Regions from separate parts of the Mus musculus genome. Here region 1 is linked to region 2. Evidence: chromatin loops called from intact Hi-C (ENCODE). Cell type or tissue: heart. All regions are shown on one strand. Each heading gives the region's core, and the rest is flanking DNA. Links, peaks and the distances in the headings are about the cores only.

What was found. A loop is a pair of places that touch in the nucleus more often than their neighbours do. Peaks named below come from ENCODE experiments on the same cell type or tissue, not always from the same donor. Only the 100,000 strongest peaks of a DNase experiment are listed, where the experiment ranks them.
Region 1: a loop joins it to region 2, with 2.0 times the contacts of the local background. A loop is called at or near these places in 2 of 42 quality-filtered maps.

Annotation. Positions count from the first base shown.
Region 1 is chr13:41,368,307-41,376,641 of GRCm38, reverse strand. It overlaps a transcript of Nedd9 not described here. Among named protein-coding and RNA genes, the nearest start is that of Nedd9, 13 kb to the right of the region's middle. In heart, for the core only: no CTCF peak of the experiment used is centred there; a DNase peak (open chromatin) is centred at 3,581; H3K27ac peaks cover 307 bases.
Region 2 is chr13:41,455,874-41,464,208 of GRCm38, reverse strand. It overlaps a transcript of Nedd9 not described here. Among named protein-coding and RNA genes, the nearest start is that of Gm32401, 27 kb to the left of the region's middle. In heart, for the core only: a CTCF peak has its summit at 4,310 (motif pointing right); a DNase peak (open chromatin) is centred at 4,138; H3K27ac peaks cover 815 bases; H3K27me3 peaks cover 5,893 bases.

The sequences.
Region 1 (8,335 bases), core at 9-8,008, 87 kb after region 2:
GAGAATCAAGATCAAGATAATACAATGAAATACAATATTTACTTTTTATGTGACTTTGCTTTTATTGGATTGGACTTGCTCTGTCCACTGTAGCTTATCTATTAAAACAAACAAACAAACAAACCCAAGTGAAACAGCTGTTTACCTCAGACCCCATTGTTTCCTTCCAACAGCAAACTTCAGGAGATGTTTTCACATATGGAAAGTCCAGCCTCCGTGCCCAGAGAAATCAAATTGTCACCCGTGATTTGCAGTTCAGAATTAGAGGTGAAAGCATGAAGGAGTTGGCAGGTGCATGGTTTCATTTGCAACTCTAATAAGGAGGTTCATTTTAGGGCCTTGTTAAATGGACAAAGAAGAACTGAAACATTCTGGGATAGTGAGTGTAAGAAAATCGTTAGGCCCCATTCTAGAATCTCAGGACAGAAGTCACAGTCCATCCCCTGTGTGTTTATCCTGTCATGATACAGCTGAAAATGGTGGCTTGATGTAGCGTGCAGATCTGGGATCTATGGAGAAACCATCTCATTGAGTGAATGGCTTGTGAGGGAGGGGAACCAGAAACCTCCCTGGTGGTGGCAGCTCTGCCCTTCCTGCTACACTGCACAGACCTGGAACTTTTCCCTTTAATGTTTATGACACTGATGAGAAGAAGAGATGTTGGAAGCCATCCTGATGGGTGGGTAACACGTGGTGACCCCGGCAAAGCCAGCATCATAGCGTGTCAAATTAGATTAGGCGTTGGCTACTGTGCTTGTCACATGGTCCTAAGGCTCCTCTGAGCCAGCAAATCACAACATTTACTTCGCAGACACCATGACCTACAGGGATGACAAGCAGGCAGGCAGGCAGACCATGCACAACCAGAGTTCTTTTTTTCTTCAAGTGTCAACTGTTTCCTTTTCGCCTTCTTATGTAACTTCTACTCCTAGATGCCTGTTTGACTCTGTCTTCAGGCACACCCTTCCAAATGGACATCTATTCATATTTTAATTAGTGTAGACTGTTAAAATATGAGACCATTGCAATATAAAACAAAAGTTTACTTGAGCAGGGGAAAACATCATCCTAGGACCTGGCAGTACTTCAGACCAAAGAAAGTTGAGAATATCCCCTCGACCAAGGTGGATGAGTCCTTTCACAACCTGTTCATGCAGACTGCTGCCTTGTCTGACTTTCATGAACACCTTGGCATCTCAGACTCCTACAACACAAGAAGAGAATCATTCACAGTCAAATCTAAATCTATAAGACTCGGTAAGTGTTTTTTTTTTAGAGATGCCATCCAGGGTTTAGAAAAGACCCATGGTGGAGAATAATGTGTGTGTCTAAAGTCCGCAGACCTGTCTATATTTCATCCAAAAGCATTTCAGACAGACATCCAGAGTAACACTTAACCAAATGTCTGGGGCCCAGCCACACTGACATATCGATTAACTCAAGAGTATAGTCACTGCTCTGTGGACAGTGGACTGTGGAAGGATCCTGGATTGGAAGAAATCCTTTTGCTTAAAGGGGAGGGCTGAGGCCAGTGGAACTCAGGAGAGCATCACAGCTTAAAGACCAATCAGAAGAGAGACAGGGATCTGGCACAAGAGACTGGCCCAATCCTCAGAATGTCAGGGAGATCCAGGTACAAGAAGTTGGGCCTCCCAGGACAACAATGAGGCCTCAGCATCCCATCAAGGAAGTTACCAGAACAGAGGAGGTAGATCAAAGGAGTTCTGGCACCAGGAAAGTTCAGGGTCCTCTGTAGCCTGGCCATCAGCTTCAGGATAAACCTGGACTGAGGGCTGTGGTGAACCAAGGGCTCCTGTAGCTTCTGCAGTGCAGAACAGAAAGCTGCAGTGGTCATAAATAGGCTAACAGAAGAGAACTCCTGTGTTGTCCTGCCTGTTGTGCCAGAGAAGGAAGCGCAATGCCTGTTGCTATTTTCCTAGTGGCTGTCGGTAGAACAACAATTTCCTTATTAGACTATTTTTCTCAACCAGTTTAAAGATGTATGGGCAAGCTGGAAATGTAGCTAATGGAACATCATGCCAGGCTAGCTTCAGTGGAGTCCTTGCCGTGTGGGCTTGATCTGGGCCATCACCACCTTCAGCATTTGTGATGTAGAGTAATTAACTTCTATCTGATGAGTCTTAGTGGAAGTTGGGTAACCACTTAGCTACATCTGGCTCAGGGGCATCTCCTTGGTGCGTACAAAGGAGTCATGCTCTTGTCTCGGCTGAACCTCATTCCTCTTTTCTTTCTGAAAGCCCTCTAAAGCATTGCTCACACTGGCCGCAAAGTCTGCTTTCCTTCTCCGTATTTTATTGGTATGGTTGAGCTGTTTCACTTCATTTTCTTTGTCAAGTGTTAGCTAGATACATGTGTTCATGCATCTGACGTATATTTTTAAGTATACAGAAAGAAAAACACACACACAGCCAGTCTTACGTTTGTGTTTGGCTTTGAAACTGAGTTGAATGCAAAATTGCAGCTGTCTCTAAATAGAAATGAGATGAGTTGCCAAGGGCTTGGGGTACAGATGGGGAGTGGCCCAGACCAGTAAGCAGTCTCATTCCAAAGAAAAGAAAGTGTCCTGAAATTCTTTGATCCACCTTTGCAGACCCTGCAAGAATAACTGAATCATATACTATATAAAGGTGGATTTTATGCATGTGGATCATATCTCAATAAAATATAATTTACTATTGCCTGCATCAAACAGAGAATTGACTACCTTTTTGATCATCTATTGTACAAAGAACTTGCTGGCCACAAGGCACAGATGGGGTTAATGGTGGAACATAGTAGGTGGGTTGGGGCTGATCATAGCATTCATCGGCAAAGGCCGCATGAAATTTCAAGGGGCTGGAACTGGAGCTGAGGAGTCACAGAGGGCAGATGGACCTGATATGAAAGACAAGCATTCCAAAGAACAATCCAGGAGGAAAAATGAGGTCTTGGTGCTCTCTTTTGATTACTGTTTTAAATTTTCATGTCTTTTTACGTTGTTTCCAGGGACAGATGGAAAGAATGCTGTCTTTAATCTGTTCTATATTGTTGTCGCTGAATATCTGAAACCCAATGGTGTGTGTGTGTGTGTGTGTGTGTGTGTGTGTGTGTGTGTGTTAGGTTCAGTTCGGTTCTGAAAGTACAGGTGTCTATTCCTGCTCAGCTGAGGGGAGGCAGGTGTGAGCAGGGAGAAAAGGGGGCAGAAGTTCTGCAAAGGCTAGCCTAGCCCCCTTTCTCACTCCAGTGAGAGAAAATGAGTGCAGACCCTGGTGGTGCCCCTTACTAGCCCTGTCACCTTTGTCACTGTCACTCTGGGGACAGAGCCTCAACACGTGCTTTGATGGGACTAGGCCCATTCCAGCTGCCTTGTTTCCAAGTCACAAAGTCTCCCTGCAGACGATGTGTAAGCACACACAGCCTGAGCCCCAGCACTGAGGCAAACAGAGAGATTGTTGGGAAGGCAGCATCTTTTTATCCGCCATGCCTTTGGAGGTCATCACTGCAAAGAGCTGCCTGAACTCCGCTTGAGGAAAATGAAACCACTTTGTTTTAAAGAACTAGACTGAGCCAGGCTGAGGGGGAGTGTTTCCTGGGCAGCCATCTTGGTTTCTGTGGGTGTGAAGTGAAAACCCTTACTTCCTGCAGAAAACAGAAACCGAAGGAGCACACTGAGCCCAGTGACCTTTAAGAATGGCTTCTTCAGCTGGACCCTTGCAGGTCAGAAAGGCTTTGGCCAAACTGTGCTTCAGAGGCCTTGACTGTTCAGTGCAGTGTCTTGAGGTGGTTAACAAACAGCCGTGCTGAGTGATGTGGCTAAACTTAACGCTAGAAGAACTAAAAAGAAGCTCAGTCCTGCTGGGGAACAGAGCTCAGGGGTAGAGCACTGCTCAGCTTCTGCAAAGCCCAAAGTTCAAAGTACCTGAAAATGAATATGTGTTACGACATGTGTGAGTTTGTGTGTGTGTATGTGTATATATAATATACTTGTATGTATATTATAAATGCAAGTGAATATATGTGTCTATATTATATATGTGTATGTGTTATATGTGCATATACAATATATGTATATATTATAAATGCAAGTGAATATATATTATGTGTCTATATTATATGTTTGTGTGTGTATATATATGTAGGTCTGTGTGTGTGTGTGTGTGTGTGTGTGTGTGTGTGTGTATAAAATTTCTTTATTGAAAGGCTAAGGTTGTGGCTCAGTGGTTGAGTTGTCTAGCATACAGAAAGGCCAGAATTCAGTCCCTAGCATCACAAAATAGATAAATACATTTCATTCCTGGAGCCTGAGTGGAGTCTGCCTTTGCCTCTCTCTCTGGAACTGTAGGTCCCTGTGGAACAAGTCTTGGAGCATGGACATGCAAATAGCCTTGAGGTCCCATCAACCTGAGCCATGCTCTGCGCTGACTTCCTGAGCCACAGATGCCAACAGTACCTGTAAGATCTTCTGACGGTCATTCCATTTACCTCAATGCTCTGAGTGTATAGGAAGGAAGTCTGGGCTGGTGTATGCCTTTATCCTTTGGTGTTGATGTTATTATTTGGTCCACAGTGTAGCTTTGTGTAACACGTATCTAAATATCCACCCCTGCCCCACCCAAAGAGAGGAAAAAAATATATTATCTTCCCTGAAAAGAAGTGATTTCTCATAGTGAAAGTTTTTAAACATCCACTTTCCAGATGGATCACTTTGTTAAATGTGAAAAAAAAAAGGAAAATAAAGTTGAACCATGTGAAATGGTCTCTGAATTCTGCTGCTTACTAGACTATTTCATTCCATCTTACGGAATTTTATGATAAAATATCAGCAAGCTCATAAAGAAGGCTGTTTTAAGGTCCGTAATCTTTCTAACCATAACAAAAGGGGTGGTAACTATATTGTACAAGGCTGCGATGGAAAAATGTGCTAAAGTATTTCCATAAATCAAATGTAGCACTTTGGCATTAGCTAGAAAGCATTAAACTTTAGCAGATTAGAACCAGATGATTTTAAAATAGAAACTTACATAACTTGATGGTGTGATTTTTTTTTCCCTCTCCCCAGCACAAAGTTTATCTTCATGAAGTTACCTTGGCTGCTCTGTAATAGGTATTTAAGAAGTAAGGGCAGTGTCTGGGTATTATTCATCTTTGTGGCTCCCACGGTGCCTACTGTTATGTCGAGCAGTTGGGATTGGTGGAGGGGAGAAATATGAAATCTCAGAGGCTATTAACAAGGACAAAATAATCGGCAAGGAAATGTGATACTGATGGCTAAATGGCTTTGCAGGTGCACAAGCCGCTGCCCCCCAGAACCCAGCTGACACAGTGTCTTGCTTTCCCTTTCATTGTTAAAAGTTTCCTCTCCATAAACCAACAAATCTCTGTCACCATGTTCTAACGTGCTGTCACCCTGCAATTTCCTAATGCCTGACTCTCCTTTCTGTTTCAGCCACCTCAGTGGTCACTTCTCCCTCTCCTTATTACACAGTGTTAGGATCCTATACCTCCAGGCCAGGCCCAGGAGTCTAGCACAACACACTGACTGGGTGTCTTTGATTGTAAGACTTCTGTGGAAAGGACGCACAAAGTGCACATGAGTGGGGAGAGGCCCTTGCTCTCTGGTAGAGGGTGAGTGCAATGAAAAGAAGCCAGGTAAAGATTGGGTTAAGGGAGAATACTTTCTTTGTCTGTCTTAGTTAGGGCTCTGTGATAAAACACCATGAACCAAAGCAACTTAGGGAAGAAAGTGTTTATTTCAGCTTAAAGTTTCCCATCAAAGTCCATCACTGAGGGAAGTCAAAGCAAGAACTCAAGGCAGGAACCTGGAGGCAGCAATTGATGCAGAAGTCATGGAAGAGTGTTGCTAACTGGCTTGCTCCTTCTACCTTGCTCAGCCGGGTTTCTTATACAAATCAGGACATCCTAAGCAGGGGTGGGCCCTCCCATATCAATCATTAATGAAGAAAATGCCCCACAGCTGTGCCCACAGGTAAATCTTATGGATGAATTTTCTCAAAATCCCTCTTCCCAGACATGTCTAGGTCTGTAGCATGTTGACAGAACCCAACCAGCATGTTGCTGTATGAGTTAGATGATCTTGGAGCAGACTTCAGGCATGGCTGATTCAGGAGACGCAGACAAGGTCAGGACTTTCCATTCATTTGTTCTTAGTCTCTGCTTCGTTTTGCTTGGAGTATGATCCTCTCTCCCTATAAACATGTTACGAAGAGAAAAGGGTATTTACTGTTAAGCATAGTATATGATCCAAAGATGGAGAAGCCTTCTTTTCATGGTACATATACAAAATCTCGAAGACGACCTCAGATTGATTTTCTGACTCATGTGCTTAGTTCTCAGATAAATCACTGTGGACGAGGGGGTCAAGCCTCTGCTTGGCCAGACCTGTGTGGTGATTAGATTAAGTGGATGGATGAGAACTGGACACTAATTGCATATGGGAAGTTCAATCCGAGTGAGGGTTTGGCTCTAGGTGCCTAAGACAATGGTCATGTCAAAAGAAGAGTAGCTTTAGGTGAACTACATCCATTCAAGGGGGTTTTAGATTTGTGTTATTGTGAGGAGCAAAACAGCTGCTGGTGATGGTGGTGGTGATGTTGCCTGTGTTGGTCAGCTTCCACTGTAACAACACCTGAGGTGATTAAGTTGAAAACAAATGTTTGCTGGGGCTCAGCGTTTTGAAGTTTTCCATCTATAGTCAGTTAGCCTCATTGCTTTAGAGCCTGTGACAAGGTAGCACATTATGGTGGGAGTATTCGGTCCAGGCAATTATTCACCACTGGACTGAGTACCAAACTTAGAAGGAAGAGATTGGTACACCATAATCTCTTTCCAGTGATCCAACTCCTATCTGCTATGGTCCACTTCCTATAGATTCCTCTACCTCGCAATAGGCAAATGGTTCTCAACCTCCCTAATGCTGTGACCCTTTAATACCGTTCCTCATGTGATGGTGACCCTCAACAGTAAAATTAATTCACTGATACTTCATAACTATAATATTGCTACTATTATGGATTATAATGCAAATATCTTATATGCAGGGTATCTCATATGTGTCCAACCCACAGGTTGAGATCCTCTGGTCTAAAGCATAATTGTTTGGAAGAGGAGATGGATAGAGACAGAGACAGGCAAACAGACAGAAAGACAGAGACAGATGGGGGATTCTAACTGTGTTTTAAGGAATGGCACACAGAACAAAATATGCAGCATAAACTGGCACACTAAAGACTCAAGAAAGAGCTGCCACACTGACGAAGCAGCTGAACCTGAGGTCAATGGAGGTAGAATTTATCTTCCTTGGAAGGCCTCAACCTGTTTTCTGTTGACCTTCAAATGCTTAGATGAGGTCCACTCGTGTGATGAAGGGTCATATTCTTTATTTATTGTCTACTGATGTTAATGTTAACCTAATCTATAAAATTATCCTTATATTAGCATCTAGTATGCAAATTTGTTTTTTAAAAAAAATATCTGGAGACACGGCCTAGCCAGGTTGACATATAGAGCTAATCACAACGTTTGAACACGTAGTGCTTAAAAGATGTCGCTGGGATATCTGGGCATGGTAGGAAATGAGTTTGTGACTCAGAACCTATGTTGTGAAGTGTGGTTGTTATTGGAACAGAAGCAAGAGGATAAATTGCAGGAGAGGATGCCCTAGAGAAGAGGGGGCAGAAGGCAAACACGCTGAGGAAATGCCTGCCTGAAGAGAAAGCAGGTGGGAGGGGATAAAGGGATCTGCTGTCCATCTGGAAACCGGAAGGTGCATCTAGCTCAAGCCAGAGGAAGTGAGAAGGCACCAGGTGCAGAGAGAGGTAAAGCAAACGGAGAAGACCCTCCAGCCTTAGCATCAGAGACGTTGGTGGCTCTCAGTGGAACATGGCCCTTCCAGTGGGCCATGCAGGACTCACATTGGGCCACGTGCTAGACAGAGCCACTGTGATCCAAGGGCAGAAATTAAGAATGTCCTCATTCTGAATTCTCTGAAACTCTGAGAGCCATCCTACAGGAGCCATTTTATACGGGCTGAAATGATTCTTCCCTACTGTCCTGGTTATAAGCTTGTGTTTCGCAAACCTTTCTCATCTTCTTGTTCTAGTAACATAAACATTCTCACTGCCCTAAATGTTGCTGCTTAGAAAGACTGCAAATGGTAGGGACAGAAGCAGAGGTGCTGGGCTAGAGTTAGGAGCTAGCATGTGAGACCATTCACTCTGGCTACAGAGACTGGTGGGCACTAAGGAAAGGTTGGATGCCATAGGGAGACTCTGGAGACTAGAGGATGTATTCAGACTGCCACAAATAGAATATACAA
Region 2 (8,335 bases), core at 158-8,157:
CACTCCCTGGGCCAAGCATATACAAACCATCACACCATGTTACTGGAAAAAGAGTTGAGATTACTGTTCCTTTCCTTCGTAAAACTTGATTCTCTGCTTTGAAAGATCAATGCTGCCAATGGCTTTCAAAAACATTTCTGTTGTCCCATTATGCCTGCATTCATGTCTTCTCTGCCTCTCAAGTCATTCCATCCAATGATATGACAAGTATACAAATTTGTGACATATGGCATTGTGATGGATTGTATATTCTCGGACCATGGAGTGGTACCATCTGGAGGTGTGGCCTGGTTGGAATAGGTGTGTCACTGTGGGTGTGGGCTTAAGAGTCATCCTAGTTGCCTGGAAGTCAGTCTTCCACTAGCAGCCTTTGGATAAAGACGTAGAACTCTCAGCTCCTCCTGCACCATGCCTGCCTGGATGCTGCCATGCTCCCACCTTGATGGTAATGAACTGAACCTCTGAATCTGTAAGCCAGCCCAATTAAATGTTTTTTTTATAAGACTTGCCGTGGTCATGGTGTCTGTTCACAGCAGTAAAACCGTAACTAATACAGTCATTATACTTTATAAAACTCTGTGTATTATATACCCTGAGTTGCCAGTAAAAGACATCTAGTAGCCAATGCCCTAAATAAACAAGAGAAGTACAGTAGTTAGAACAGAAAGGAGGGGTTGTAAACAGCCACAAGAGGTCAAATGCAGACAACTGACTGTGGGGCCCAGCCCTAGCTGATAACTCTGTAGCACAACTCCAGCACCTAAGGCTCAAGAAATCTCACAGAAAACGAAGTAGAAGGACTCTAAAAGTCAGAGGATTGGGAGGTTTGCTTTCTTTCCTTCTTCAATAGAGGAACCAGATTGTTTTCTGTATTGGATGAGAATCTGTACCTGTGAGCTCTCAACAGTAGGCTTGGTTAGATGGGGCATAAACGGTGACAATACCAGTTGACCTGGGAAATGTCATAAGGCCCCACTCCTAGATGACCAGCTATAGGCAATTAACGACTACTAAGAGAGGGAGAATCAGGGTCATCTGCTGGTATCCAATACCAAGTGGTCAGCCCTAAACACAGATATAAGCAAGCAACACTGAAGGGATTCAAAAGGCTCTATTTATAAATTTCTGTGTATGTAGATGTGAAACGGTAATAAATGTTTTTAAGTTCCTGGCACTGTTGGGCATAGGTTTATCTTGTCGAGACTTGGTCTCTTCCACCTCTGTTCACTGACATGGTTTTCCCCACACTGGCAGCAATATGGCAGCTGCAGTTGTGTGCATCCACAATCCTCCCCCAAACCCAACCAACTTCATCTTACTCCCAATTCCTTTTATAAACTTGCCTAAGGTCATCTTCCTGGGGTAGGATAAAACCAACCTAGCCAAGAGCAAGTACAATTACATTTGTTTGGGGTCTCATAATAGTGGCAATCCATGAAAAGAGAGACTCCCACAGAATTGAAGATGTGCTCACAGGTTTTACAAGATGGCAGCTGTACTTACAGCTTTAAGCTACAATGGGATCAGTAATTCCATTGGTTGCTATTCTGAAATGGTAAGCAAAGCTGGCTGAAGTGTCCCTGACAGCATCTAGTAGATAAAAGAGGGGACTTTGTCATAGGTCAACAGAGACTACGAATCTTACAAAACCACCTCATGTGCTACATCCATCTGTAGCTCAATGCAAGGTTTCAGCTCAGAGGTATCTGACTGACAAGGCTTCTCAGAGAGAGAGATGAGGTGACATACCCAGCAGTCCAGCACTGAGGGGTCTGAGGAGAGAGGATCTTCAAAGCAGGCAAACCTGGGATACAAATGAAGACCCTTTTCATACTACCTCATCATAAATATTGACTTCCTAACTCCACTTTAAGTCCCCCAAACAAATGTCATTTCATTTTAGTTTATCTTGTTCTTGGCAAACCTTCTTTGAGTTGACTTGTACCCTTTGCCTGTTTCTAAAGCACATACTGATGTTGGGACAATATAATATCCTGATGCACTGCACTATAGCCTTGTGCCAACACCGTCAGGCATAGACTTGGAACACCGAGTTACATTTCCCAAAGGCAGTCAGAGTATGTTCTAGAAAGGAGGGAAGATGGAAGTTGGTTAGGTATAAACAATTGGTGCCGGGGAGTCTTGGGTGGACTTCAATGGAGCAACAAGCCAACCCCATGAGGGTGATTTTGCCACAGTGTGAAGCTTCATTTCTTTGTCTTTCGCCCCACTGAGATCTAAGTGTTAGCCAAATACCAGGGTCTGTGACTCCAGGGCTGTCGTCATCAGGTCTAATTTTAAAGATGTGCCCAGCATTTAGTTGAAACTGGAGAAGTCCCAGGGTCAATGTGACTTCATCAGGATAATGAGGTCCTTAAAAATTGGGGACAGGAGACTCATACTCCTTGTCTTTCTTTGGTCGGTTTCAGAAGGGTCTATGACACATGGGATTTGGTTTCTTTCTTCAGTGTGTCCCATAGGCAAAAGAAGAAATAGCTGCACAGCACTGTTTTGTTTTGTTTGTTTTTTTCCCTCTTCCTTCCTGTAAGTCATACACAGGCCAAGTCTGCTTTGTTCAAACCACTGGCTTTTGAGTTGCTAGACAAGTTCAGACGGAGCTGTTTGTGTTATTCTTCTAGTCTGCAGCTAAGCCAGAGGGAAAGTAATCCTTGTGGCTAATTTTCAGTCTAGATTTATCCCTTGTTACTGCTGAAACCTTGGATCAAGCCAGTGTGAAAATATTGGCTCCCTGAGACCCTCAAATTATGGCTCCGTGTTATTCTTCCTGCCTCAACATTTCAGGCCGTTCCACCTTGTCAGGTTGTTCTCTCTTCTCCTGTAGGAAGGTTTAAGCATTTTTTCTTTCCTTCCATGCCACCGTGGCTCTCTTCCAGCTTGCCTTCTGCCTTCCCAGTGCTGAGCATGAAAACCTCACACATACTGGGCAGATGCTGTGTTACATAGCTGTCACCCAGCCTTCATTCCTGGAAGCTCATCTATTTGAAAGGTTAACATCAGAAATGTTATCTCTCCAATTAAGGAACATCTCAGTCATTTGGACTCTGGAGAATAATGGGACCACTGTGACCACGTTTTTAGATTTCTTTAATGAAGTCCCATGGCTCGGGAGGACAGAAGTCTGAGCCCAGTCAGCAGACAGGGCCATTTTCCCACAGAGCTTTAGGGAGTCTCCACTCCCTTCTGTCTCCTAGAGGTCCCCAAATTCTGTGGCCTGTGGCAGCATCATTCTGACCTCTGCCTCTGCCTTTCCAGAGCTACCTCCTCAGTTTCTGTCCTCATCTACTGTTGACCCGTAAGGACAATGACTAACGTATTAGAGCTGGCTTTAATGACCTTCTCTTACCTGGATGAGATCTGAGAGCTGTGTCCAAATAGGGTCATATTCCTAGGAATTTGGGATTAAAGCTTCAATATACCCCTTTGCAGGATGGGGCACAGATGAAACCTTCACAGTGTAGCCGTGAGGATAATGACAGAAATCCAAGAGACAGAGCTCTGACTCCTCAGTCTCAGGGAAGGGATGGATTTTGATAGTGGCAACTGTTTTCCAGTGTAGACTTTTAGCAAAATGTGCAGTTGTATGCCTTAAATATCTACAAATTTTATGTGTCAATTTTTCTTCAGGAAAGGTGGAGTTGGGGAATGGATTTCACTTCTCCTATGAAGGTTTTATGATTCCCTGGGTAACATCCCTTCCCCTAACACATTCTCTCTCTACTCACAAATACACTATACTTTGCTGTGCATCCTAACCACATATTTAACTATCTCCTTCCTAGATAACTTCCTGGGTAACAAGATATTGCTTGATATCTTGGTCATGTCCCTCCATCACCCACTAGGGCACCTGGCACACAGTAGGAACTCACTAAGTCAATAATCTAAGGAATGTGTTACTCCAATGACCTTGCTAACTGACTGAAGGCCTGGACAGAAATGGCAGGCTTCGGATCCTTAAGATTCCCTTGCTCTCTGAGGATCTGTGAGCCCATCTTTCTTTTCCCACGGCCAGTCACAGAGGAAGTTGCCAAAGCCAGATGATGACACTTCTGCTTGGGCTACCCAGGTCTACAATTTCAAATCAGGGAATTTGAAAGAGAAACTAAACCAGGAGAAAAACATAGCTTGGATGAGCCAAGAACGGCAAAATACCAAGTTGTGCAATAGTAATGGTGGGCCCCAGGGACCACTTGGCTTGCCCAGACTATCAGATGCTATATATGTCAACCTTGTACTTGGGCTTGGGACAAATTTGTGGCTTAAGTATCATCTGATGCCTTGCCCTTAAGTCTGGCCTCTAGAGGTCAGGCTGACACCTGACATCCTCATCTTCACTAATTTTGAGATACAAAAATGCTGGACAGGAGTGAGCCCTTGTTTCCCAAAATGGTGGAACCCTTGAACTCATTGACCACACAGACCTAGCTGCCAACTCATGTATTGTTAATTAGATAAAGCTTCAGCCTGAAATATCAAGGTGAGTTTGCTCACATCTTCCACACACTTGTCAGTCTAGAACCAGGAAGGATCCTTGGTTGAAGCGATCTAGCCCATGCATACACAGAAAGGGACAGAGTATTCATCCCCAAAGTTGCAGCTGGAAGAAACCACGAAAGGCCAGGCGTCATGATCCTTGTGCCTTGGGGTTCCTAACCTCGGCCTTGCTTGGGGTAACACAGGAGTCCTACGATGAGCTGTGGCTTTGAGGAAGATATGGGGGAGGAACTAAAACAGCCTGGGTGAGGTTGGTCCATGGAGATGCAGGCAGGACAAGAAAAGAGAATGGGACAAGGAAATGGGGTTTATTCTGAAGAACCAGCAACAGGGACATCTGACTGACCTTCTCCTTACAGCTCACAGGCCACTGTTCACGGGATGACACTGGCTGAGCACAGACTTCTATGCTGAAGAGAGCTCACTCTCTCAGTGTGCTCAGACGAGAGCTGAGACCCTACCAAGTATTAACCCTGGCCCGTCACCTACAGCAGCCACTGGTTGAGTAATCAAAGCAAGTCTAATAGGGCTTGAAAAGCTAGTCTCTGATACTCCAGGGCTCCTCAGTTCCTCTCTCCACTCTCTGGAGAGACCTGTTAGCCACAAACAGAGGACCATCTCTATGGAGATATGTCAAAGAAGAGACTCAAGTGCTCTGTGCTTGTGAATTCTAGTGTGTCCATTATAACAAGATTGACTCCGTTCTGTAAACAGAGGGGACTTTGAACTCACCTGGGGGCCCCTGAGTCTTTTTATAGCCATACAACAAAAGTGGAGTTCAGGTATTTACTTCCCTGCTAAAGAGCATTGCTCTGCTGGGTGTGTCCCTAATGGCTAACACTGGTCTCCCTTGTTCTGTGCGTTTCCAAGGTTGTCCCCATTATCACTTAAAACAGTAGGGCTGGGGAGTCTGCTGAGCCAGGGCCTATTACAGAAAGCTCCCTTCTGTGCAACATAAAAGATATAAATCCTGGGACAACAGGCATGTCTGCTCATTGAATGAACATTAACTGAGGAGTATTCACATTTCAAGGATGGAGAGATAAATAGGCCAAAGCAATATTTAGATACAGTAGATTGTGTTAAGCAGTGATTGGGGCTCTAGAGGAAGGACGAAGCTGTAAGTTGGTGTTATGTAAGAAACTTTAAACAAGGAGATCCTGGTACCCCTGCAGGTATGGGTCAGAACCACCACTAAAGAGAGCAGGTGCTGAAGTTGTATTTGAGCAATAGCGAAGAGGCCAGTATAGTGGCAGGTGACAAACCAGGGACAATGCTATGAGATTAACCTTGAGATTTTCTCCATTCCTTCTATCTAGTGTGGTCTTCTGAGTTTTGCTAAAAGCACCTTCCACCAAGGCAGTCCTTTCACATGTCTGCTATATCCAAACATCCTTTCCCCTGCGTCTGCTTCAGGAAAAGTCTTTCACGTGTCTGCTTTAGCAAGGCATCCTTTCACCTGTGTGCTCCAGCAAAACATCATTTGACGTAATTAACTTTCCAAAGAAACTAGAAGTTTCCACTTCAGGTGGGTGGCTCCCCAGAAGAACATACAGGTATGCACTCATGCATGCGCGCGCGCACACACACACACACACACACACACACACACACACCGTGTTTATTATGCTCGCACCTGCTGTCTTGTTGTCCAGTCTCTATATACTCCTCTACTGTCCTGAACACCAAGGTCACCTCTTACACAAATAACTTTAGGAAACCCTAAAGTCCCATCCCATCGTGTGAAACTGCATACTGTCAGCACAAGTCACAAATGGCATGGTCTCTCCCTGTGCAGTTTTCTTGGCTCAGGTTGAAAGCATTAATCAGCCTGTCTTCTCTGGCTGTCATCCCCCTCCTGACTCCTCCCTGTGAAGTCTTAGAAGTTCCCCCACTGGGTTTCCTCGTTCTCTTCCCTCAGAACCTTCAAGTTAACATTAATCTCGCTCCCAGCTCCTAACAGTGCTCCCTGACCCTCTTCCCAGGCTCTCTTCTCCAGTCACCCTCTTTCAGTCAGTCAGGAAGAACCTTTGAAAAACTTTATCTGTCCTCATTAATATCACCCCCACTTCCAGGAGAATTCCCCAGATTCCTTTTCTACAGACAGAGCTGGCTGCTGGCATTTATAACTCTAGAGTCAAAAGGCCTTGGAATGAGAAGTATGGGAACTCCCCCTCCTCCCACTCTGTGCCTCAATCCCTGGGGTTTTCTTAAACACTGAATCTTTACCAGGAAGGAGCAAGAATTTGTACAAGGATTGTGAGTAAAAGTGAAGAAAAGAAAGTGTGTGTGTGTGTGTGTGTGTGTGTGTGTGTGTGTGTAAATGGACGTGTAACTTGTGTAGGTGCACATGTGTGTGGAGACCAGATGTCAACCTTGGGTGTTGTTGTTTAGGCCTCATGTCTCACTAAGATCTGGGGTTCACCCAGCTAGGCTAGGCTAGCTACTCCCTGGGATTCCCCTGTCTCCACCTCTCCAGGCCTGGGACTAGAAGCACGTGCCACCGTCTCCAGCTTTCTACCTGAGTGCTAAGGGACTGAACCTTGGTCCTCATGTTTGTGTAAGAAAACGCGTCACTAACTGAGCTGTCTGTCCAGCACCAAGAGTGGGGGTTTTTGAGGGAGAGGGGAGCATGTTGAATGACTATCATGAAATAAATAAGAGGCAAAGTCTCTATTTTCTGAGCTTCCGAACCAGGAGATAAGGCTGAGGAGAAGGGAGCTGTGGACTGCCTGACAAGAAGGCCTTGGTTCTAAGCAAGAGTGGGATTGCAAGTCACAAGTGGAAATTTACTGTCTATGTGAGGTAGAGATCAGAAACAGCAGGTGTCTGGCAGCAGATAAAACTGAAGCCATCCACACCAGGCTCCCGCATGTGACCTTGAAGGTTGTATTCATTTTGCCAACAGTTTGACCGGAACAGACCTGCCCTCACCTAAACCCGGAGATTCAATATGCTCTTTTGTTTGAGGCGTGTGCCACTCAGGATGGGAGCGAGTCTCCACAAGCAGCCGTGGCTATGTTGTCTCTGCCCTCTTCTGAGCTTCTCCCCACCTTGAAGGCTCCCACTCTCCCTGATAACCATCTTCAATGGGCTGTGCTTCAAGGAGAGTGGGCCAGGTGGATTGTTTTTCCATCTGTCTGGAATTCAGTGCTAAATGAGGTGCTGAACTCCAAGGCCCCCCTTCATAATCGCGTGTGTGCATTACAAGGGCTTATCACACGTTTTAGAGCCAGAGACGTGCCCGGCTTAAGTGTCAGGAGATAATGCACTTGAGCGTTTAAACATATTAATGGCCTTCAAGAACCAGAAGTGGGGCTGTGGGCAGTGGTGGCTGGGTAACAGATGGCATTGTGTTCACCCCCACCTCCTGCCACTTAACTCCACTTCTCGGCCTTTTGATACTCTACCTCCCAGATTCCCTCCTTTCTTCTAAAGAATAAAGCCCAGAAAAGTATCTGTGAACATTTACTGTAAATACCCACACTCATAGCAGAGGCCAGCTGAAGCATCTAACAAAGGCACTGTCCCCTGCCCTGTAGCTTGTCTCTGTGTGGCCTTTGACTTGCCCCCTTGCTTCCTGACTTTGAATTGGGCAAAAACTGGTTTCCTAAATTTTGCTATACATGAATGAATATTCTGTAACTTTAGAGTGTGCCCTCAAATTGGCATATAGTAATAGTAAAAAAAAATTATGCATTTTGCTCATGTGAGATTTACTGAGTAACTTGTATATGGCAGGCACTTAATATTATAACAATGAGTATAACAGGCCAAAGCCTTGTCCACATGAAAGTCACATCCTGAACTGGGTATGGTG